Linked DNA regions of Homo sapiens: region 1 is linked to region 2. A link is an interaction called in ENCODE POLR2A ChIA-PET data of the cell type or tissue named here. Cell type or tissue: MCF 10A. All regions are shown on one strand. Links, peaks and the distances in the headings refer to the core of each region. The heading gives the core; the rest is flanking DNA.

Region 1 (12,122 bases), core at 2,006-10,005, 63 kb before region 2:
TTAGCAGAACCTCAAGTCACAGGCATTAAATCCAATAGCTCTTCCAATCTTCTCATTGTATCTCCCTGCTTATCTCATAAATATCAAAGCTTTATTCTCCCATCGAGCACATGTTTATTGATTGCCTATATGTTTCAGGCACTATTTTAAAGTAACATAGCTATTTGGTTAATTTTAGTGTGGTTGTTTAAAACAGCTTAAATTGGAACCTACTTAATCAGTAATCTAAGCTACTGGTGAAATGAATTCTTTTTTTAGTATTGGCAGGCATTTGCAACAAATGAAGATGCCTTAGCTCAGTGCCAGCTGTGAGCAAATAGTTTCGGTTCTCAATTTGTGCTAATCTAGAAATTCATAGGAAATAGCCAGGATAAGGCTTGGGAATGTCTTGTCCTTGTTAAACTCTGTCCAGCTGTACTGCTCAGCACTCTCAACTGAAAATTTTACTTGCTGGAGAGGAGCGGCACAGATTCTAAGGACTCTTCTGGAGTCTGCTATTAGTAGGGGATATACTCAGTCCAGTCAGCTCCTTAGAAATGATTACCTTGTTGCTGCTTTTGTAAAGTACAGGTCTGAGCATGCTCTATGCAGTGTTTTTAGGTATGCAAATCTAAAGCTCAGCTCACCACTTATTACACGTCAAGTCCTATGTAGTTACACTAAGAATTGAGACCCTTTACAATTGAAACAAAAAGTAAAAGCCTATTTAACTGACTTGAAGGAAAAAAACAAAACAAAACAAAACAACAACAACAACAACAAAAACCTCACCCTGACTTATTCAACTGTGTAAATATTTCTGCTCTCTTGGTATTATCATTTTAAGATTCTTCTGATAAACAGGTGCACAGCCATTTATTGAGGTTGGCCCACTTCCAAATGGCAAAAGCCTCATCTTAACTGAACATTTTAGCTGCCATTTGCAGACATATCAGCTCATTTCCACTTGAGCAAGGCCCAGGCTCACATCCCAAGTTTACTCCTGGTGTTAGTCCCTTGTGTGAGTGCAGCTACATTGTAAAATCATCTACTTCTCATGCCTGAAAGACTCACAAACACTTCCTCACACCCCAGATTTCACCATCCCAACTCACAAAGTGATAGGTATTGTACCAGAGTAATAGGATATTAGGCAAATGCTTTCTCCTGTTGTAGAGAATTTTGCTAAGGCTCAAAGAGGTGGAAAAAAGGCACTACTACACCCTACATCTAGCAGCTGAAGCCAGCCACAGATCTGATAGAGTAACACCAATTGAAGAACCAGTTTTTGTGCCCCAACCCACCCACCCCAATCCCAATCATTATACGAAGACAATCAGGTAGCACAGGGGAAGGTAGTCTCCTCTCCCCAAACTCTGGGCAGAAAGGGAGTTTTGATTCTCTTTTCTCTGTTTCAATAGATCTATCCAAGCTGACTCAGGGAAAGGAGAATTGAGAGAGATGGCAGGGCTGAGAGGGAGCAGCAGAGGAACACCCTACACATCCACCATTTGGCGTGGCAGGATACATAAGTATCCCTTGAATGGTGGGGAACGTGGAAGTTTACTAGGACTGACTGTCTTTCTGATAGTTCTCCCAAGAGACAGCCACCCACTGGCAAGAGGTGGCAAGGGGTGAAATAGAGTAAGCATTGGAAAGTACATCATAGGTGTTAATTTTATTGCAATGCAGGTAGTCCTCAGTAAACTCAAAACATATAAATATTAGAATATGGGGCTTCTAGGATGTTTACAAAGTAGGAGGGTAAAAAGTGACTAGGACGAAGAAAGTATTTATTGATATTTCAATTAGATGGTTAAATAATTTAAATACTAAAGAAAGTGATACTAAACAATTTATAGATAAGGGCATCTCCATACTCACCCCTAACGGTTTTATATATGGTAATGAGCAAGTGCTATTTAGTGCCAAAGAATTTTTCCTTGTGACCAAGAAACTGAAATCTCCTTTACCAGGATAAAATTCTTCTTGAAGCTTTTTATTGTGTTTGAACACATGAAACACCTAAGATTTTCTCTTATGACCTTGTTAAGAACATTCTGGGGTTAAATGTGCACTTTGAAGGTAAGCTTTTCAGGTTCAAACTTTTAGATGACAGTGGCTTCGTGCTACTGCTATTTTAATGTTTGGTGTCAATGAAAAGACCAAACAAGTCCCACTGAAAAATATCTGTTCTGTAAATTGGATCATCTCTCAACCGTATACGTACAATTCGATGTACATGTTGGAGTTTTTTGTATCATGTCACCGCCATCATGTTGACATCTCATTCATCATAGGCTTGTCACATTCATTGCATTATTTCTATGGATAAATTAAAACAGTTTGGATATCACATAAATTGTGAGTTGGAGTCAGGAACGCAAGCCATACTCAGTATGTAAAACTCATGCTCGTGCGTATGTGTATGGAAGATATTTATAGCATATATTTCTACACATATTTGAAGAAACAGATTCTGTATATTTGTACAAATACAGATCTGAAAATAATTCACACAAAATATTATAATTTTAACTTTTCAAATTGATTTTGTGATATGGACCAATATGATGTTTACCTTACATAATGCCTGTTCTGCAAGTAAGGCACACTTTTGTCTTTTAAAAAAAAAATCAACATTTTTTTCCCATATATCCTCTGTGTAGACTAAAAAATAATCATTAATGCTTGTATAATAGAGCAGGACTTAGTCAGTAGCATGAGAGAGTTAGGAGAAAGCTTGGGTTGAACTATTGTGTGTGCCTACCAAAGTTTCTCAGTAACTGATATTTCTTGATTTGGCCCTTTTTAATACATATTAATTCAGAACTTAGGTTCTATGATCTTAGTGTGACAGTCAATCTGCTGTATGGACTAATAATTTTGATTATTTAGACTTTATGAGTAATGCAAGGGAGACCAAAAGAAGAATGGAGTCTATAACTACAAGGACAGTGGAGAAGTAGACAATTACAAGAACATACTATAGTCAACTTAATACCAATAAGTTTATAAATCTATATATTTTTATCAATTATCTAGAAAAACATAAATTATTAAGATTAACTCAAAAAGACAGAATAGTAACTAGAACAATAACCATAGGAGAAAACAAAAATAATTACTCATCTACCACTAATAAGGACTTCACAATGAAGCATGAATTTTTTCCCATTAAAGGAGACTTCCTAGAAGTCTCACTGTAAATTTCCCAGAACAACTCATTTAGTCACATGGTTAAGAGAGTTTGGAAAAGGTAATCTTATAGTTGGAAAGGAAAAGAAAGGGTGGAATGGAAGAAGAGAATAGTTGTTGGGAGGAGGCTAGAAATATTTGCTACACCAGCAATAATCAACTAGATAAAGTAGTGGAAGAAAGATTCTGTAGTAAAAAATTAAAAGTCACAAAACCACACCAATAGCAAATGCACATTGTATTATTTTAATTATGAAACTTTGTTGAAGAACAAAAGGAAGACCTAATAAAAAGACTGGCTGCTTCAATATTCAAAATGTCAACATGTCACAAATCAATCAGTGAAGTAAATATAATGCCAATCAGAATTATAAGCAGGTTACTTTAGAGAATTTTTTAAGATGATTGTAAAGTTAACATGGAAGATAAAATTCACAAGACTAGACAAATAAACTTTGACAGAGAAAAAACAGTGAGGTGTCAATTGTCCTCCAGATATCATAACATACTCTAAAGCTGTTATAATTAATATAGTGTGGTAGGCCGGCACAGTGGCTCACGCCTGTAATCTCAGCACTTTAGAGGCCTAGATGGGTGGATCACCTGAAGTCAGAAGTTCGAGACCAGCTAGGCCAACATGGTGAAACCACGTCTCTACAAAAGAAATACAAAAAATTAGCCAGGTGTGGTGGTGGGCGCCTGTAATCCCAGCTACTCAGGGGGCTGAGGCAGGAGAATTGCTTGAACCCGGGAGGCAGAGGTTGAAGTGAACTGAGATCGGGCCATTGCACTCCAGCCTGGGCAACAGAGGGAGACTGTCCCAAAAGAAAAAAAAAAAAAAGTGTGGTATTTGGCTCAGTAGTAAAAAAATAAATTAATAGAACAAGAATCAATTTAAGTAAATTCAATTTAATTTATTTTAGTAAAGAAGCATTTCTAACAAATGGGAAAGCTTGGACTTTTGGCAAATGAACTGGGACAATAAGAAAAAAATCACTGGGAGGCTGAGGCAGGAGAATCGATTGAATCCAGGAGGCGGAGGCTACAGTGAGCCGCGATTGCGCCACTGCACTCCAGCCTGGGCGGCAAAGAGAGACTCCGTCTCGAAAAAAGAAAAAAGAAAAAAATCAGGTTAGACCCATCATGCTATCTTGTTTAATTCTCACAACTTCACCAGTTAATGTTATATAGAAATTAGAGCATTTAACTAGGGAACGACAGATGTGAAGAAATAGGGAATATAATGCACAGTTCTGTCTGTTGACATATTTAATTATATTGTCTGTTGCTATCTCACAAAGAGGAGTAAATTTTCAGACACATAATTTCTGTGTTATCCCCTCTACTAATGCTATATATGTTATTCACAATAGTTCAGAATCCATTCATTCACTTACTTGAAAAGTATTTATTATTTCCTGATCAAAGCACTTCTAAGTGCTACGAGTAAAGTTGTGAACAAAATTAAGTTCTTTCCCTTGTGGAGCTTGCTTTAGTAAGAGACAAATAATAAATAAATAAATAAATAAATAAATAAATAAATAAATAAATGGTGATAATTACAATGGAAAACTACCTGGTCAAGCAAGGGAAATAGGGTGTGCCAATGGGCAAGACCCTTAGATACAGGCAAAAGGAGCCCTGGGCCCCGCACATGCCTCCTCCAGCCATGACCCCCCTCACGGAGCTGGAATTCTGAGAGCGAAGGACACATGCCCACATGTAGCCCACAGCACTGCCTGACAATTATGCTCCAAGTTGCCCAGGATCATGGAATTACCTGCACTAAGAGAGGGCCTGATTGGCCTCATCCTTTCAAAATGAAGCTCACCACAGGTCTGTGTGCCTGTAGGCCCCGTGGGAAGTCAAAGGCAGCTTTTGGAAGAGGCATGTTGAGGGCGCTAGGACGGACTGACTGAGGTGTTAACATGTGCATTCATGAAGCCCTACTGGACCTTAGACATAGGATATATGGGCCTCCATTTTTACCTTTGTCCAGCCCTGAATAAGCCTGAGGTGGGTCTGGCCAGGGGAATTAGAGCTGGGGTTTCTATTTTATATAAGAAGGCAGAGAAATCCTCTGTTAAGGTGAATAAGTAGAAAGTTATGGAAAGAAAGAGTATTTCATATAGGTAACAAAATGAACAAGTGAGGATATAAAATTTTAATCCAGAAGAAAAAGCAAATCAACCCATCCAAACCCAAACTGTGTACACACTTGTGTAAACAAGTCACATGAGAAATGTTCTTAGAAAATTATCTTAAGAAATCTCAATTATGTGGATCGAGATCTATTCAGCGTTCTAAATGGAATTGTAAACCCCTAGCAATCTCCACCTCACCTGTGCTGTAAGAGTGATTCTGGCTGAAGCCTAAAATGGAACGGCTGAGTGTGCAGTGAGGTCAGCAGCTATGTGTGGTGCAAAGAGAGAGAGATTGTTACGCTGAACTATAATTGGGTGGTAGAAATGTCACCAAGCCAGGCCTGCAGCAAAAGAAGGGACCAAACTGAACTCAGTAACTCTCAGTAGCAGAACTTACATTAGCATTTCTGCACATTAGTGAGAAGCACACAGCTCCTTATAAAACAAACTCCCAGCAAAAGAGCTTTGCATATTGAAGGCATTTATTCTTTTAGAAAGTACACCCAGTTAGTTATACTGTGTGATTACAATTATGTAAAAGAAATTATGCAATATAAAAAGAATGAAAACTGATGCAAGCAAAATGATACTAGTCGTTATCAGTTGTTGGGGTAATTTTTTTCTAGATTTCTAATTTTCTTTATTGAGTGCTTATTAGCTTCATAGTTGAAAGTAGAATTTTTAATAAATGAATTTTGCCAAATAAAAGCTCTATAGCTCCAAAGATAATTCATAAAATGATTAGATCTTATGAGACTCTGGTAAGCCGCTTAATTGGAAGAAAAATACTTTTAAAGTAGTAGCTATCATATATCAGCAATAATCAGTTAGAATGATGATTTGGAAAAGGATATATATATTTACATATATAGTACATATGTAAATATATGTATATATATAAATATGTGTATATGTATTTGTGTATATATGTAAATATATATATGAAGATAAATATAGGCCGGGTGCAGTGGCTCATGCCTGTAATCCCAGCACTTTGGCAGGCCGAAGCTGGTGGATCACCTGAGGTTGACAGTTTGAGACTAGTCTGGCCAACATGGCAAAACCCCGTCTCTACTAAAGATAGAAAAATTAGCCATACATGGTGGCATGTGCCTGTAATCCCAGCTGCTCAGGAGGCTAAGGCAGGAGAATTGCTTGAACCTGGGAGGTGGAACTTGCAGTGAGCTGAGATCGCGCCACTGGACTCCTGGGCAACAGAGCAAGACTCTGTCTCAAAAAAAAAAAAAAAAAAAAAAGATAAATGTATTTAAAGATTATTTATTCCCTTATATATATTAATCCAGGAATAAACCTAACTCTTGTTATGTGCAAATCTACATTTGTGAAGACTATATAAAATATTTTATCTGAATAAATGAAGTGACATACCTTGTTTCTGCATGGAACATTCAATACTATAAAGATGTCAATTTTCCCCATACTAGTGGATCATTAGAATAAAATTTCAGTAAAAATTCCAATGCAACTTTGCTTTAGAACCGGATATGGGCATTTGAAATTCATCTAAAGAAAAGTAGAAAAAAAATTTGGTTTTAAAAAAGGAAGAAAAACTAAAAAATAATAACAGACTGGTCTTTCCAGAAGTTCTATAAAACTACAGAAATTAAAACAACTTGAGGCAGGCATGGAAGAAAAGGGATGAAAGGAGAAGATGAGACTTGTGCATATGACATTTCTATCGTTTAATAAATTTAATGATGAGACTTCTATCGTTTAATAAAGAGGGCATTTCAAATCCAGGATTAATGATGGTCTGTTCAACGAATGGTGCTGAGGATGGTATTTGGGAGTAAAAGACACAAAAAAACCCCTCTAACTTCAAGTCATAATTCTACTTTATATACAGAATATATTTTGCATAAGGATTAATGATCACATGAATTAATGAGTGACAGATGGAAAAAACAGGGATATGTATTTTATAATTTGAGGATGAGGAAGTCTTTCCTAAATAAGAAGTAAAACAGAAATAAATCATGGAAGAAAATTGACAGACTTGACATAAAGAAATGAAACAATTCTGTAAAATATTGTAAAATAAATTTAAAAAGTGAACCGTAGGCCCAGAGCAGTGGCTCACACCTGTAATCCCAGCACTTTGGAGGGCCAAGGTGGGAGGATGGCTTGAGTCCAGGAGTTTGAGGCTAGCCTAGGCAACATGGTGAGACCCTGTGTTTACAAAAGATTAAAAATTAGCTGGGCATGGTGGTATGCACCATCCCAGCTGCTACTTGAGAGGCTGAGGTGGAAGGGTCGCTTGAGCCTGGGAGGTCAAGGCTGCAGTGTGCTGTGATTGTACCACTGCACTCCAGCCTGGGCAACAGAGCAAGACCCTGTCTCAAAAGAAAAAAAAAAAGCGAGTATTAGGCTGGGAGGATGACATTTGCAGCATATATAAGAGACAAATAATATAAAATAGATAAGCAACCAAATAACTAACAGGGCAAAAGGATATAGACATACAAGCCATAAAAGAAGAAATATTAAGTCTAATGCACATATTAAAAGATTTTCATCCTCATGCATTCATGACACACAAATTAAGAATCATTGAGAACCACCTTTCATATATTGTATTGCTTAATACACAAAAGATTGATAATACCCAGTATTTCAAGGTGGTGGAGGAAAGGAGGCATTTTTATATATGATGGCACAAGTGTAATTCAGTGAACCTTGTATTTGAGAATAGCTTTTTAAATAAACCAGCAATTTCACATCTAGAAGTTGATTCTACAGAATGACTTATACACATGCCCATGGATATATGCACAAAGCATTATCTGTAAAACTGAAAAAAATTAGAGTCAGCTTAATGCCCACCTATGAAGGAATAGATAAATTATGGTTTCATTGTGCTATGGAATACAATGCATTATCAATAAGGATGAAGTAAGATGAAGCAGATTATAGTAGTGTATACTTACTACAAAAGAAATGTATGATACATCATGGAGTTAGAAAATTGTTGCATAAGTGTGTGCAGTAAATAGCTTGATTATATTTTATTTTCAAAAACTCTTGTTAAAGGAGGAAGATTTTTACCTTTTATTTTATAAACTTGTATATTGGTTCAAATTCATTACTATTTTTTGTTTGTTTGTTTTGTTTTGTTTGATACGGAGTTTCGTTCTTGTCACCCAGGCTGGAGTGCAATGGTGTGATCTCAGCTCACTGCAACGTCTGCCTCCTGGGTTTAAGCAATTCTCCTCCCTCAGCCTCCTGAGTAGCTAGAATTACAGGCGCGTGCCACCACACCTGGCTAATTTTTGTATTTTTAGTAGAGATGGGGTTTCGCCATGTTGGCCAGGATGGTCTCTATCTCCCGATCTATGGTGATCTGCCTGCCTCAGCTTCCCAAAGTGCTGGGATTATAGGCGTGAGCCACCGCGCCTGGGCACTACTGTATTTTTAAAACACATTTTTTTAAAAATTAAGGTATTTGAAACCAAGTATCACTAAGTCAATCCACTTCCACAACTTTTCTGCCTTTCCTGGAGGAACAATTATCTCCACTCTGTTTACGAAAGATTCCTGGAGAGCTTTTAGAAAACAGGGATGCCTGGGCTCCATCTCAGAGCAGTTAAGTTAGGATATCAGGATTTTCAAGATTTGGTCTGCAGACCAGCAGCAGCAACAGTATCTGGGCGCTTCTTAGAAGTGCAAAATCTCAGGCCCCACCCCAGACCTACTATTTCAAAGTTTTCATTTAAATAATACCCCCCTGGTGATTTGTTTGCACTTTAGAGTTTGAGAAGCACTGATTATTCATTTATTGCCTACGTGACCTAGAGTAAGTTATTTAATTTCTGTACATTTCAGTTTCCTCAACTGTAAAATGAAGGAAAGTATTATCTGTGAAAGCTAAATGAGGTTTTATTCATTTAAAGTGTGTGTAAAGTGCCCAGTGCCCTGCCTGGCACATGGTAGATACTCAGTCAATGGTAGCTTTTATGATGGTGTTTACATCTCAAATATTGGACCTAAAATAATGGCGCCTCAGTAGATTGTTGTCCATTTACCAGCTCCCTAGATAATCCTGCATGCTCTGTCTCTCAGTAAGATCTGGAGACAGATGATCAGGACACATGGAAAGCTCACCATGAGCGGGCTACTCTCCAGTACAGCCATGTGCTTCTGCTCCCACAAATTCAAGCGTGCCTTTACCAAGGGTCAGCTGGGCATGTGCTCTGCTGTTTATGCCAATAGTACTTGTTGCTGAGTTACATAATTTAATTAAATATTATGTAAACCAATGACATATGAGTATAAAAAGAGTGGTTGTTTCTATGAACCACTAAACTAAATGCTTTCAAAAGGCCTTTTACAGTTGTCTCACCCACACCCATTTTCATTTCAAAAAACGGGTGTGGGTGAGACAACTGTAGAAGACAAGAGAAAATGAATCGTATACATTTTAAACTATATTTGGGTTGTTTTGCAAATTTCTTAACATTTTCAATCCAATGTGAGGAAGCCAAAATTGGAACTCATAGTTGCTGTTTTGTGGGTGAGTTTAAGAAAGATCAGTTGCCTGTGCTTGCACAAAAGGTCTTGGCTCTACATCAAAAGATTGGGGATAAGTGTACATTTATATATCTCACGTTAAAATAAAATGCTTCAGGCCTGCTTACTGAAGGTTTGGAGCTCAACAGGCTACAAAGAGAGCAATATCGACTCCTCCCCAATCCCTCCTCCTTTATACCTACTGAATGGGCTGATTCTTTCCCTGTTCTTATATGAAGTCTCAAGCAGATCTCCCAGTCACTTAAAGGTTTTAAATATCCTGAGCTCACCTTTGGTCTTAACAGAAGTCTTATTTTAGTAATTAAAATGTTCAATTTAGTGTAATAACCAAATTCCAAATTTTTTACCCTCCCTGGGCTGACACCTGACTTTGGCCTACAAGCCTAGAGTGAGGGTCTTGGGAGTCTGGGGCTGGGGGCTTAGGGCATGGTTGGCATCTTTTCCTCTTCCGATGCTTCCCCTCACAAGCTGTCTTTCTATTCCCTCCAGGACTGGGCCCAGGGCTGGGGTTATGCAAAGGGCACATGGACGGAACCTCTGTGATCTGGCGTTGCTGCTCATTGAGGTTGAGTGCTCAGGGTGGACTCTCATGGGGTTCTTTGCCCCATGGGAAATCCCCACTGCACTGTCCATGATGAGGACAGCCACTCCAATGCCTGGCCACTTTCACTGCCAACACTCAGCCCTCTGGCTTTCAGTTGGAGGGGTCCTCTCTAGGTTTTTTTCCCCTAAGGACCTTCTCAAGAAGGCTTCAGGCTGGTTTCCTTACATGGACCCACGTGGCCAAGCTGAAAAACTCTCACATCCTTGTCTCATTGTTGGTGAAACTCCAACTTGCTCCTAGTGCCCTTGTTTTCCTCTTTGCAATTAACTAACTGCAGCTCCAACCACCATAGCTTACCTCTAGGAGAGTCAGACACCCAGAGTCTCCAAATATAGTTTGCAGATTTCTAAACATTGTTGTCTATGTGAATGGGACCTTCTAGAGTTGTGCATTGTACAACCTGAACAGCCATCCTCAGAGTTCAGACACTAGTCCACTGAATTCCAGAGGACATAGATCAAGTTCCTTATGTGACTCCCCCAAAGTCTTTCTCACTTGGATTAAGAAGAGGGGAAGCACACTTCTTCCCTCACCAAAAGAATGGGAAAATGCCACAATCCTTCAAAAACTTTCACCTTAGGAATCCTCGATTCTCATTCTCTGATCTCTTTAGCCTTTGTCTCAACTCTTGGCTCCATCTTAAATCTCTTCTAAGAGTCACAGAAGCAGTTGTTTTGGCAACCTGATTTGCATACTACACTTCAAAATATGAGTTTAATTCTGTTCTTAGAGCCTAGCCCTCCCACCCCCACAGATGGGACCAAAAGTGTTCCTGTTAAACCTTTAAGTGGCGTTTAAAATTATCTGAGCAACTGTGGATGAAGTTGCTGCTATACATGGAAATACTATATGTAGGAGAATTAGTCAACAGGAAGAATTCAGCCTTGTAGAAATCTTTCCCAGAAATGCTATTTTCCATGAGTACAATTGAGATCACCCTTGAAATATCTATCAGAACAAGTCTAAATAGACAGAGAAGGAAGCTGGGCTGAGGGGTGCTATTGGTATAGAGATTGACTTTGAATGTTCACATTTGCTATTATTTCTGTTAAAACTCAATTTGGAAAACATCAAAAAGTCACAAGAATGGAATAGTCTTAGCTTTTTTTTACTGCTTTATAATTTAAGATGATTGTGCAAGAAGTGTCAGGCCGAATATTTACCAATTTGCCTCATGCAAGAGCTTTGAACTCTATCAGAACCATGTCCCTAAACCACCAAGGATGCGGCAAGAGCCAGTCTTATTAATTCTGTCTGTTCTCTTGTCAAGTAATCTCATTTGCTCATTGGAATCCATGTCTCTCTAATTCTACAAGCCTACCTGTACCCTCCCTACAGAGGAGACTCTGTATCATAATTTTACAAAATGTTTTTGATTAGATGTAAGACAAATGATAGCCTTCTTTGTTCAGAGAATTTTAAAAAGGGTGACATTTTACCTGTCAACTATTATTTTTGCAAATTTCGTACCGGAGGAGGTTTTGGCTCTTGCTCTGCTGCTCTAGTTTTGGGAACTACCAAGGTAATGCCTTTAGACCTTTTTAGAGTTTTCACACTGATTGCTGATTTAAAATATAAATAGGTGAAATTATTGATGCTGTTGAACTTTTTAAAAATTAGTTTTCTTCTGCCCTTTAAAAGGCATTTAG
Region 2 (12,122 bases), core at 1,499-9,498:
TCAGCCCCTCAGAGCACAATACCTTGCTGGAAGTGGAGGAGTGAGACAGAGGTTACTTCGGTGTCTGGGATCATGTATGTGCCGCCTGGTTTTCCTATAACCAGCTCTGACACTTCTGCCTAACAGAGCCATCTACCCATATCTGAAATCCCTAATTCTAAAGTAAAGATAACATTTTTCTTGGCTTCTTTGGCTGATATCTTTGGATAGAGCAAAGGAAAAAGAGAGCAACAACACGGAGAGGAAAGATGAAACAAAACATGGAGAACTGTGTAAATGTATCCCCACCAAAACAAGCACACTTCATTCTACAGAGCACACAAAGAAAAGATCCTGGAGTTAGAAAAAGACTCTGTTACAGCGGAGTAAATACTTGCTGGGCTTTTCAACAAAAATTTCTTTGCCCTACAGACAGGTCTGGCTGCCTAATTTCTGCTATTAAACAAGCTCCAACTTGATCTGGACTTCATGAGGAAATGTGAAATTTGAACCTTTTTATTTCCCCAGCTTTTTTCCGTGCTCCCACTTTATTTTGGTTACTGCCTTGACTTCCACCCCCAGGTGCTATAACTGCTTTATTTCCTCCTGCCCATAGCCTGTTCAACACATGGCGGTTGCTGGTCCATTTTCTCGAAGCACTGCTTTCTGCCATATAACCGTGGGTGGCACCAGTTTATACAGGCAGTGGCAGTGTAGGCAGGAGGCGTTGGTTTCAACAGGGTGACAGCACACAGCTAAGCAGCCAGTGCCTTCTCTGGGCCTCAATTTCCTCATGTATGAAATAGATATTTCCTCACTACTAGGGTTGTTGAGGGGATCAAATGAGAGAGCAAATGCAAAGCTCCTGGCTCAGGGGCAAGCACACAGCAGTACCCGCTAGGAGGATGCTGGCCTTCCCTCTGGAGGTGACAAAGTACCTGCTCCTGAGAGTTCAAGTAACTGGGTCCAAAAGTGCATGGAATTTGAGACAGGTTTATAAAACAGTGGGTAGAGGATGAAGGACTCATGCTCAGGAAGAACTTCTCTGCCCTCACATCCCACTATCCCAGTACATGAACAGAATGTGCTTTTAGAACCCCATCATGGGCTCAGAGGGAAACCTCTGAGAAGATTCAGGAAGCCATTCAGCCAGAAAGGCTGAAGGAAGGCAAACAGCAGAACTCAGCACTTTCAGCATAATGGTCAAAACAGAACTCTGCAGATAAACCTTAATTGTAAAACAAAATTGGTGAAAGAAAAATGGGTGAATTAATGGGGATTCTAATTTAATAAAGTTAGAATTAACTACTGTCAAGTTAAAAGGAAGTTTAAAGTCAGTCTTATTATAAATGATTAGTCCACTCAGTCCTCTGCGGGAACCAAAATTCTCCTTAACATGTTAGGGAAATTAAATTTGTTATTTAGAACCTGTGATAAATCTCTTACACTCTTTGTTGGAAAAAACTTTAAATGCATCATTTATTGAAATTAATCTTCTTTCATTAAATAACCTTTGATTCCAAGAAATAGCAAACCTTTTAACTTTTAACCTACAAGTGAAACAGCCAAATCCAGATAGTAAATTTGAGTTAATTTAGCTGATGATATGGCTGGAAATTTTATTCTCAGAGATATCTTAGAAGATACAAATCTATTATTGTTAATGTGAGAAGAGCAATGTATATGCATATTATTATGTCAATCTTATTTGGTTGTAGTTTTAAAATTTAGCTAGTTATTCTCACAGAATTTTTCATAAAGAATTAAGAAGCCTCCTAGGTTTTATTTAAAAACTTAATAACATAACTTAATAACATAAGCTACATAGAGGTGAAAAAGATAAATGAAAAACAAAAATAAGTAGCTAAACTACAACTAGGAATTAATCCAATAAAAAAAATTTTTAATATACAAAGCTATTTTGCGACCTTGGTAACACCTTTTTAACCAGGTAAGGAAAAAATAGTTTGACTTTTTATAAATATATAATATTTAACTTTTTGCTCTTTCCAGTTTAAACTTTGCCTGTTTGAAGGACATTCCAAAAATATTTCAGTACACTTCTTAAAAACCTTCTAATGCGTCTTCTTAGAATGTCATATGTTATTGCCAAATTAAATTACTGTTTTACTACCTGACAGCTTGAAAACAAGGACTATCATGTTATTAGAAAATCTTGCAAGAAAATAAATCTCAGCAATAATGTGAACTCATGGAAGTGACAGAATTTTTTAGAGACAGATATATAGATACATCTATATCAAATTTATATTTTTTTAGAGATGGAATCTTGCTATGTTGCCCAGGCTGGAGTGCAGTGGCTATTCACAGGTACAATCTAGGCGTATTACAGCCTTGAACTCCTGGCCTCAAGTGATCCTCCTGCCATAGCCTCCCAAGTAGCTGGGACTACAGACATGCCCTACTGTGCCCAGCTTTATCTATATTTTTTAAAGTGGAAAATTTCTGCTGGAATTTCTTGCAAGTTCCTGTTTACATGCCTCTAAGACTTCAAATATACCCTACCCTCCAACTTAATATACTATTCTTTTATTTAAATGATTTTCCCAGTACAGTTTTAGTTTTATTGGCTGTGTGGTTTTGGTCCCAACAAAAGCAGTTACCTTGTAAATTTCAGAAACATATATCTACTAGGTAAATTCGGCACTCACAATCTTAGATTTTCTAACCAAGTCCTGCTTTCAAATATTCAGTGTCATATTCTGTCCAACTGAATCATCAAAGTATCCCAGAAATTCCAGCATTTTGGCAAAAAACAGCACATTCTAATAAAATATATGTTAACTCAAATATACCTTCAAGACACAGACGGTGATGAATCACAAGCTGAAAAATACTTTAGTTAGAAGTAGACCTAGTATAACATTTTTTGAACCCGACATTGTACTAATTGATAAAATGATTTTTTTCCTCTAGTCTGTATAAAACTCTTGGTAAGATTTCCAGTATGTCAGCTAAAAATGTCAATGTCAACAATATTTGCCTTGGTATCCCCAACATAAGACAAAACAGTTGTTCAATGAATAGTGTTTTGAGTGCTTCTTTGTTGACTATGTACTGAACACTGTTAAGCACTAAGAACATAGTTATTAACAATCCCCATAGAGCTTTCAGCTTTTTTCATTTTTGTATCTAATTAGGGAAAATTTCCAACATCTACAAAAGTGGACAGAATGGTATCATAAAGTCTCACATACTAGTGCCCAGTTTTAATAATTGTCAACTCATCACCAATCACAACTCCACTCCATATTAATTTGAAAGCAAATCCCAGACATCCTAACATTTCATCTATAAATATCCAATATTTGATCATGGGTTTAGAGATAAGCCTATCAGTATTATGCCACCTAAAAACCCCAATAATTTCTAAATGTTATAAAATATTCAGTCAGTATTTAAATATCCCTGATTGTCTCATAAACTTTTTGAACAGTTTTTTTGTTTGTTTTGTTTTGTTTTGTTTTTTGCTCAGCTCCACACTTTGCAGTTGGTTGACATCTCTTAAGTTTCATTTAATCTATAGTTCCCCATCTGCCTTAGTTTGAGTTCCTCCAGAAATACATCTAAGACAGGATTCAAGTATAGGTAGTCAATTTGGAAAGTGCAGTGTACACCATAAAGGAGACAGCATGTGATACAAGAAAAAGCAACCCAAACCCATAGAGGTTGAGCTGTTAAGCAATTTACCAGTGGGTGACTGAAGCTTAATCCTTCGGGGAAGTTCTTGAAAAAGGGATAAACATACACCCACCTCAGAATTATGTCCCTGGGAGTTGAAGGAGCTTGGGTATGTAATCATCCACTTTATTTAATCATTGGTTAAGGGTTGCTTCTGGGGTTGTTAATTGCTTGGCACTTCTGGCGTTCTGCAGTTCAGGAGAAAAAAAAAAAAAAGCTCTTAGGCACCAAAAGGCAGCTACTGACAGTTGGGAGCAAGGCTGAGCACAGTGAAGGGCACAGAGGATATGGGTGGGCACCAAGAGCATCTGCCACTTCCTCCCCCTAGTCCCTCCTTGCCATGTATATGGTGAAGAAACTAGGTCAGTTTGCCCTGCAGAATTTCCAGAATTGTGGATTTTGCTAATTGCATCCATGTGGTGTCTATTGTTCATATGTTTGCTGTCTTCTGCATTACCTGTGCCCTCACTCCCTAATAGGTAATTTGATCACTTATAATTGGAATTTTTTGCAAGAAGACACCATTGGTGATAGTGACAGGACTTTTGTTAGCAGGCGCCCAGTTGTTTCTCTTAGTGTGATGTTAGACATTTAGCCTAAATCCACTATTTCATTCGAATGTGCAAATACTCGAATTCTCATTCCTTAATCATGTATTAGCAAGAATACTTCATAATAGAGAAACTTCCTTTGTCAACTATTTGGTTACTCTGTGGTACAGTTAGTACAGGAAAGGTAGGATTCACATTTGATCCTTTCCTTGTATTTACCAGTTCTCAAAATAATGAGCTCATTTCCCAGAACCCTCTATAGGTGACCAAGAGTTCTTTTATGAATGCATGGATTTAAACAAAGCTGCCATGTCTCAATCCCTGATTCAAATTGTCTCTTTTTTGGCCACTGAAGTTTGGCCAGATATTCAAATTGGATTCTGAGTCCTTTCTGACACGACTTTAGTGGTCAATGAAATGTTCTTGCTTTGTGGTGTGACAATGTGTTCCAAGACTGCTGTGGTTTCAATGTGTTCTCACAAAATTCATGTGTTGAAATTTAATCTCTATTGTGGTGATGTTGGGAGTTAAGACTTTTGGGGAAGTGATTCAGCCACGAGACATGGATTAGTACCTTGCAAAAAGGCTACAGGGAACTAGCTTAGGCCCTTTTTCCCCTTCTGACTTCTGCAATGTGAGGACACAGCATCCATCCTCTTCAGAGAATGCAGCAGAAAGGCGCCATCTTCGAAGCAAACGCTGGGTCCTTTCTAGACACTGAACTTGCTGGTGCCTTATTCTTGAACTTTTAGCCTCCAGAATTGTGAGAAATAAAGTTGTGATTTTTATAAATTGCCCAGTCTCAGGTACTTTGTTATAACAGCACAAAAGAACCAAGATAAAGGCCTTCTTGAATTTTTTGCTCCCCAGTCTTCAAATTAGCTGACTTTCCAAGAATATGGATTCCTTTTAGTGAAAAATTGTATTAGAAACTACAGTCTGGGTGTTATGGGAACTCATTGCTGCTGAGCTGGTCACTGTTTCTAGGCCTTTTTAGCAGGCAGAGTTAGGAAATAAGTTGTTATTTTGTTTTGTTAAGAGAAAACATATCATGAGCTCATACTGATGTTTTCAATTCAAGTTTAGGATTATAGGGTTTGCGCTTCTTCGCTTTTATATTTTTTTCTCATACTTACAACTTAGTTCTTAACAATATAAGTACTTATTTGCCATATCCTGTAATATATACCATAGTTTCAGAATAGCAGTGCCAGTATTATTATAAACAGCATGATAATTGAAAGTGGCATAAAGTGTATTTGCATTTTTTTTTATTCTTAGGGTATATCCCACTAGGTTTGTATGTTAAATCTCTGTTGTTTTTTTAAAGTTACTTAATATAGTTCCTCTCTGTGTAGTTAAGCAACTAGTTCAATACAGTAATTTTTATTTTCCTTTCAGTTTTTAGAAATTTTTTGTTAATTTGATTTGATAATTATGTAAAATCTTTGCACCATTCCAAAGTCAAACTTACAAAACAAGGTATAATCAGGAAGTTTTGTTTTTAATCCATGTTTTCTCTACTCCGTTCCCATATAGGTAAACAATTTTTAATTTTTGTTCAGTTTTGTTTGTTTTGTTATACCCTTGTTTTGTTGTTTTTGTTGTTTTGAGACAGGGTCTTGCTCTGTCACCCAGGCTGGAGTGTAGTGGCATGATCCCAGCTCACTGCAGCCATGACCTCCTGGGCTCAAGTGATTCTCCCACCTCAGCCTCCCAAATAGCTAGGACCACAGGTGCATGCCACCATGCCCAGCTAACTTTTTTTTTTTTTTTTTTTTTGTAGAGACAATGTCTCACTCTGTTGCTTAGCCTAGTCTCAAACTCCTGGGCTTAAATGATCCTCCACCTCCATCTCCCAAAGTGCTGGGATTTCAGGCATAAGCCACCACTCCTGGACTGTTGTGATTTTTAATATATGTATATTCATATTCTTGTTACCTGTTTTGGATAAATGGTAGCACATTGTATATTTACCTCCATTTTTGCTTTTTTCATATAACAATGCATTCTGCAGAGTATATAAAAATAGAAACATATTTGGAGACTCCTCATTTATAGTTGCACAGTTCTCCATTGATAGGTATGTTCTACCAACAAACATTTGGGTTATTTCCACCATTTTGTTGTTATAAAGTGTTGTTATGAATATTGTCTTATAGATTACATATAAACTTTAAAGTTTCAAAAACAAATACTCTGACTTCATTTTAGAAATTGTTAGATAACTCATGGATTGAAGACTTTGTTTAAACTTTTCTTAGTGTATGTTAGTTTTGATCATATGAATGTGGCTTCTACATGTTCTCATTTTTATTACATAGTAAAATTTTCTCTGTGTCCCAGTGGTATGATCAGCTACTGCAAATGATCCATGGTTGCATGAAAAGGTATATTCTCCACTTTTAAAATACAAAATTCAAGATCTGCCTACTCATTCAATCTTGTTTTACTTTTTAGTCTTTCCCAAATCTTGAGAAAAATATTTTAATGTCTTTTATAACAATTATATTTCTGTCAATTTTCCATTTAAAGATTGTAATACTATAGAAGCTCATGAATTTTACATCTATTTTATGGATTACATCTTTTATCAATATAAAATGATTCTTTTTTCTGTCAAATTATTTTTGTTTTGAGAGACACTAACATTATTTACCTTTACTAATATTATTACCTTTGTCTCTTTCTTTCTTTCCTTCTTCCTTCTTTCTGCCTCAACCCCAGCCCTGGCCATTATAATGTTTACCTTTATTAACCTTCACAGCAGAAGAACAGCTATCCACTTTTTTGGTTGGTAAAGGTCTTGTGTTCCCGGATCACGGAGTAGGCATAAACCTCTCTCAACTTCCAGCAAGATTTTTCATGTCAGGGACACAGCTTTTGACGGTTCCTGACAGGGATTTTTAGTCAAGCTCCATAAGATTTTCACTTAGCAATGCTTCCTCCCAGATTCTGACTGCCACTCAAACTTCATTTCCAGTGTCATGGTTATGTGGATTCATCACTTTTCAGTGTCTTCATGACTCTGTATAAAATTAGGAAAAGTTGCAATGGAGTACATTTCCATTTTAAACTGAAAGCCAACTTATCATGTTTTTGACATTCTCTGCTATTTGGTAATATGGTTTTAAAATTAACTTTGTATCACAAAACTGTATTTTAAAGAGAACTTACTAGCTGAGTGTAACACACAAAAGGAGATGATAAAATCTCCTTGTATTAGAGATGATAAAATTTACTTACAGATTTTTATTCTGTGAATGTGAATATTTCATACCTAATAAAAACACATGATTTTGTCTTTTCACTTCTGGGCACATTGAGAAGCAATATTGTTAGGTTAAGAACTTTGGATGAATTGGAGGTGTCAACAATGATAATTCAATTTCAATGAAGATTTGCAATGAAATTTGGGGAAAAAAATTCGTTATTGAGCAAACTGAGTTCTTCAAACAATACTAGTGGATCAATATACTGCTGACTTTAAAATTCAAGTCTTTTATTAACCAATAAAGGTAGTTTATTACATTTTTATTTCTTGTCATATATTTTAGTCTTCTTTAAAAAGTCTGTTTATTAATGTGCTTTAACTTATAATCTTTGAAAGACTTTTATCTTTAAAAAATTTAAAGAGATTCCTCAGACAAAATGTCCCAGTTTGCCACTCGGAAAATGTTAGCATCATTCTTTAAGACTATATGTGAAAACTCAACTATCTTGCAAATGGAAAAATTGAGTCTCCAAGTCACAAGAGTATTTTTTTTACTTTTTATTTTGAAATAATTTCAAATTTATAGAAAAGTTACAAAAATAGTAGATAGAAGCCTGTATACCCTTTACCCAGATTCATCAAATGTTAGTATTTTGCCCCATTCACTTTCTCAATCTCCTTTCATTGGCACAAGAAACTGAGGCACAGAGAAGTTAAGTAACTTTGCCAAAATCATACTACTAGAGTATGGCAAACCTGAACTTCAACCTGTCTGGCACGAGAGGCTTCCATCAGTTCCTTCTCCGCTCAAGTAAACTTCATCAACTCTTACAGGCATTCAGTCTGGTAAGTGAGTACCTGGTCTTTATGATAAGTTGTCACATGGTTATGATATTATGAAATATGTATTTGGGCTTGCTCCTGTTTCTTGACATACAGCTTCTAAAACCCTTGGGAATCTCCAAAGTGATGAGTGTCTTTGATATGCTGTGGAGATTACTGATGCCTAGGGACCCCTAAGTAGCTTCCGTATGGGGGCTGGTCACCAGAAAGACCAAGGCATGATTAGACGGTTGGGACTTAAAGTCCCACCAATCAACCTTCACCTCCAGGGAAGAAACAGGGGCTGACCAATGGCTCATGACTTAATCAATCATGCCTACATGATGAAGCCTTCATAAAAACTCAAAATGACCAGGTTCAGGAGCTTCTGGATAGCTGAACGTGTGGAAAGTCCTGGAGGGTGGCACATGCAGAGAGGGCATGGAAGCTCCATGCCCCTTCCCACATGCCTTGCCTATGCATCTCTTCCTCCTGGCTGTTCATCTGTATCTTTTTTAGTATCCTTTATAATAAACCAGTAAACAAAAATAGGTGTTCCTCTGAGTTGTGTAAGTCATCCTAGCAAATTAATTGAACCCAAGGAGACAGTAGTGGGAATCTTGACTTATAGCTGATCAGCAGAAGCAGAGGTGACAACCTGTAACTCGTGATCGGCCTCTGAAGTGGGGGCAGTCCTGTGGGGTAGAACCCTTATTCTGTGGGATCTGATGCTATCTCCAGATAGATAGTGTCAGAATTGAATTAAATTATAGTACACATAGCTGATATCTGCTAGGGAATTTATTGGTTGCTGGTGGGGAGAAATCCCTATATATTTTGGAGACTAGAGGTGAAATGCTCTGTGTTGGCTGTGTAAAAAATGGTTAGGTTTGGTTTTTCCTTAGTGAGTTTTTCCTTCTAACTTACTGGTATAGGTAACAAAACCCATAAGAAAATGTCCTCCTCTAACTTTGTAAGCCCCACATTCTACATCTGAACCAGGTAGGAAAAGGAGACCCAGAGGAGCAATAAGTTAGCAACAGACAACAGTGCCCTGAAAGCAGGAAATGGCAGTGTCTGGACAAATTGTCACGGTCATATTAAGCAAGTTAAGTATTTACTCAGCTGGCAGGAGTATTACATTTTTAATTGTTACCCACTTTAACCAATATTTAGCTAGTGTCCTCTGCATATGGAGGACCATATTAAGCATTTTGGAAAAAACCCAAATGCAAGAAAGGATCTCGGGGAGCAATATACACTCATGAAAAAAATAACCTTAAGCATATTCACCAAGAAGTATACATGTGTTGATAAATTAGTATTATACCAAAAAATTAAAAACCCCCACTGTTCACACAAACCCTGAGAAGCCATTACAGTAGGGAAAGTTTAAGAAGCTATGCTTCTCCTTGATGGTGTAAGGTTTTAAATGGGTTTAGAAAACTAAGGGGCTATGTGGAGTTAAGAGTGCCATGAATGGGGTAAAGATGCAGAGTGGGAGGAAACAAACGTATGTGGACTTAGAAGGGAGGAAATTCATAGGCTCACCTTGGAAGGCTGAAGGAGGCTGACACCATGTTGGATGATCAAAAATCAGCATTAACTCATTCACCAGATGGGTTGGAATAATGCAGATGAACTCAGGGTCACAGGTGTCAGGATGGGGAGACTGTCTCAAAGCAGGGGAGGCTTTAGGCTTGGGAGTTTTGTTTTACTTTTTGACAATGTTAACGCAACTAAGTAACTATGAAAGAGAAGTATGAAAACAGCCCACTGGCTCAAGGTCAGAAGGAAAGCGTGGGAGGCTTTAGAGAAAGTGATGTGTTCACAGGTGGTGAAGCTGAAGTCAGGTGGCAGCAAGTTCAGGTGGAAGTGGATGATGAGGAAATGGAGGTGGAAAGGTAGATTTCCCCCCACTCTATACATTTTTTTCATGGATAGATGTAGAAAATGAAATTATAATTAGACACTGAAGTGAGGTCAAGGAAGGAGTATTTTTTAAGTAAGGAGACAACACTACAGACTGGCCACAAATTCCCTGAGACTGTGTCTAACCAGAGCTGTAGATATTAATATAAAATCAGCTCTCGGCTGGGTACAGTGGCTCTTGCTTATAATTCTAACATTTTGGGAGGCTGAGGTGGGCAGATTGCTTGAGCCCAGAAGCTCTAGACCAGCCTTGGCAACATAGTGAAACCTCATCTCTACAAAAAATACAAAAAATAGCTGGGTGTGGTGGCAGGTGCCTGTAGTCCCGGCTACTCAGGAGGCTTCGGTGGGAGGATCACCTGAGCCCAGGAGGTCGAGGCTGCAGTGAGCCATGATCATGCCACTGCACTCCAACCTGGGTGGCAGAATGTCTCAAAACAAACAAACAAACAAACAAACAAAAAATCAACTTTTAAGGAGTGCTTCTATGACTTCTGTCATTAGGAAAATGTTCAGAAGTAATAGGAAGTATGAGAAACATGAACATTTGTGCAGAAAAGGAGGAATCATAGAAATAAAACTTCAGACTGTTGTGCAAACGGGCACATTGCATATGCTTAAAGTTAAAAGGGAGGAACCAGGGGAATGTGATCAGATTAAAATAGCAAAGCAATTAAAAATTTTACATACAAAGCTTAAAGGCAAACTTAAGAGATTGTAGTAACCACAGCAGGCATAATCAGCACTCAGTAGGTGTTTACTCTGTGTAGGATGATGTTACTGTAGAAGCAAAGGCCCTACTGACAGATCCAAAGCACAGGTGGAGACAGTGACTTTTTCATCACAGCTCAGAGTTTTGATAAAGAATAGAGATGGATTTATTTACTAACTCAATAAAACACTGCTAAACACTAGGGGTACAGAGATGAATTTAATATGGCTCCTCCCCTCAAGGAGCTCCTGATCCAATAGAACAAGCAGACACTAGAGTCCAATGAGACACTAGCTACCAAGAGCAAGGGCAAGAAACATTAGATGTAGGGCTCCACCCTGATATAGTTTGGATCTGTGTTCCTGTCCAAATTTTGTGTTGAATTGTAATATCCGGTGTTGGAGGTGGAGCCTGGTGGGAGGTGATTGGATCATGCGGGCAGATTTCTCATGAATGGTTTAGCAGCATCCCCTTTGTCCTGCCCTTGGAACAATGAGTTATCTGTCAGATCTGGTAGTTAAAGAGTGTGTGGCACCTCCCCCTCGCTCTCTTCCTCCTGCTACTGCCATGTGAGATACCTGCCCCTACTTTGCCTTCTTCCATGATTGGAAGCTTCCTGAGGCCACCCCAGAGTCAGAAGCCGCTATGCTTCCTGGACAGCTTGCAGAACCGTGAGTCAATTAAACCTTTTTTCTCTATAAATTACCCAGTATCAGGTATTTCTTGATAGCAATGTGAGAGTGGACTAATACTCACCCAGTAGACTTCCCGGAGCCTCCCGTCTTCTAGCCCTCTTTTATCAGGAGAGGATGCTGGATCCATCCTGCTGCTCTTTGGCATTCTGGGCACTGTGCTGCTGTGAAGATGCCTTTAACACCTCCCCACCCTAGTGAGATCATCATCATTGATTGCTGCAGTTGCATCCCTGCTGTCACCACCACTTCCACCACAGGTGACCAATCTTGCCAGATGGACCTTGCTGTTATTACCAACAACTTTGACGGGTCTATACCTCACCAATGTTGGAGCTCTCTTATTGGTGTCCACAGTGGTTGTCTGGCTCCTAAAGATTTTTTGTGTGTGTGTAATTCTCTCTCTAAAGCAACTTGAAATACCTCTACTGTGTTCAACTTTGAATGAGTTTTGTAATCACCTAGTAGATGGGATTAAGAAACATACAAACACATATTCTCACTCTTTACTCATTAAC

Evidence for each region. Peaks named below come from ENCODE experiments on the same cell type or tissue, not always from the same donor. Only the 100,000 strongest peaks of a DNase experiment are listed, where the experiment ranks them.
Region 1: POLR2A ChIA-PET joins it to region 2 with 5 read pairs; 2 of 35 experiments call an interaction of 5 or more read pairs at or near these places.

The regions. Positions count from the first base shown.
Region 1 is chr6:53,680,215-53,692,336 of GRCh38, reverse strand. No RefSeq gene overlaps it. Among named protein-coding and RNA genes, the nearest start is that of KLHL31, 21 kb to the right of the region's middle. In MCF 10A, for the core only: no CTCF peak of the experiment used is centred there; no DNase peak of the experiment used is centred there.
Region 2 is chr6:53,616,347-53,628,468 of GRCh38, reverse strand. It overlaps LINC01564 (long intergenic non-protein coding RNA 1564), which reads right to left and starts at 89. Exons shown (of 3, transcript NR_125841.1): 1 at 23-89. RefSeq lists an enhancer at 11,859-12,122. In MCF 10A, for the core only: no CTCF peak of the experiment used is centred there; a DNase peak (open chromatin) is centred at 4,718.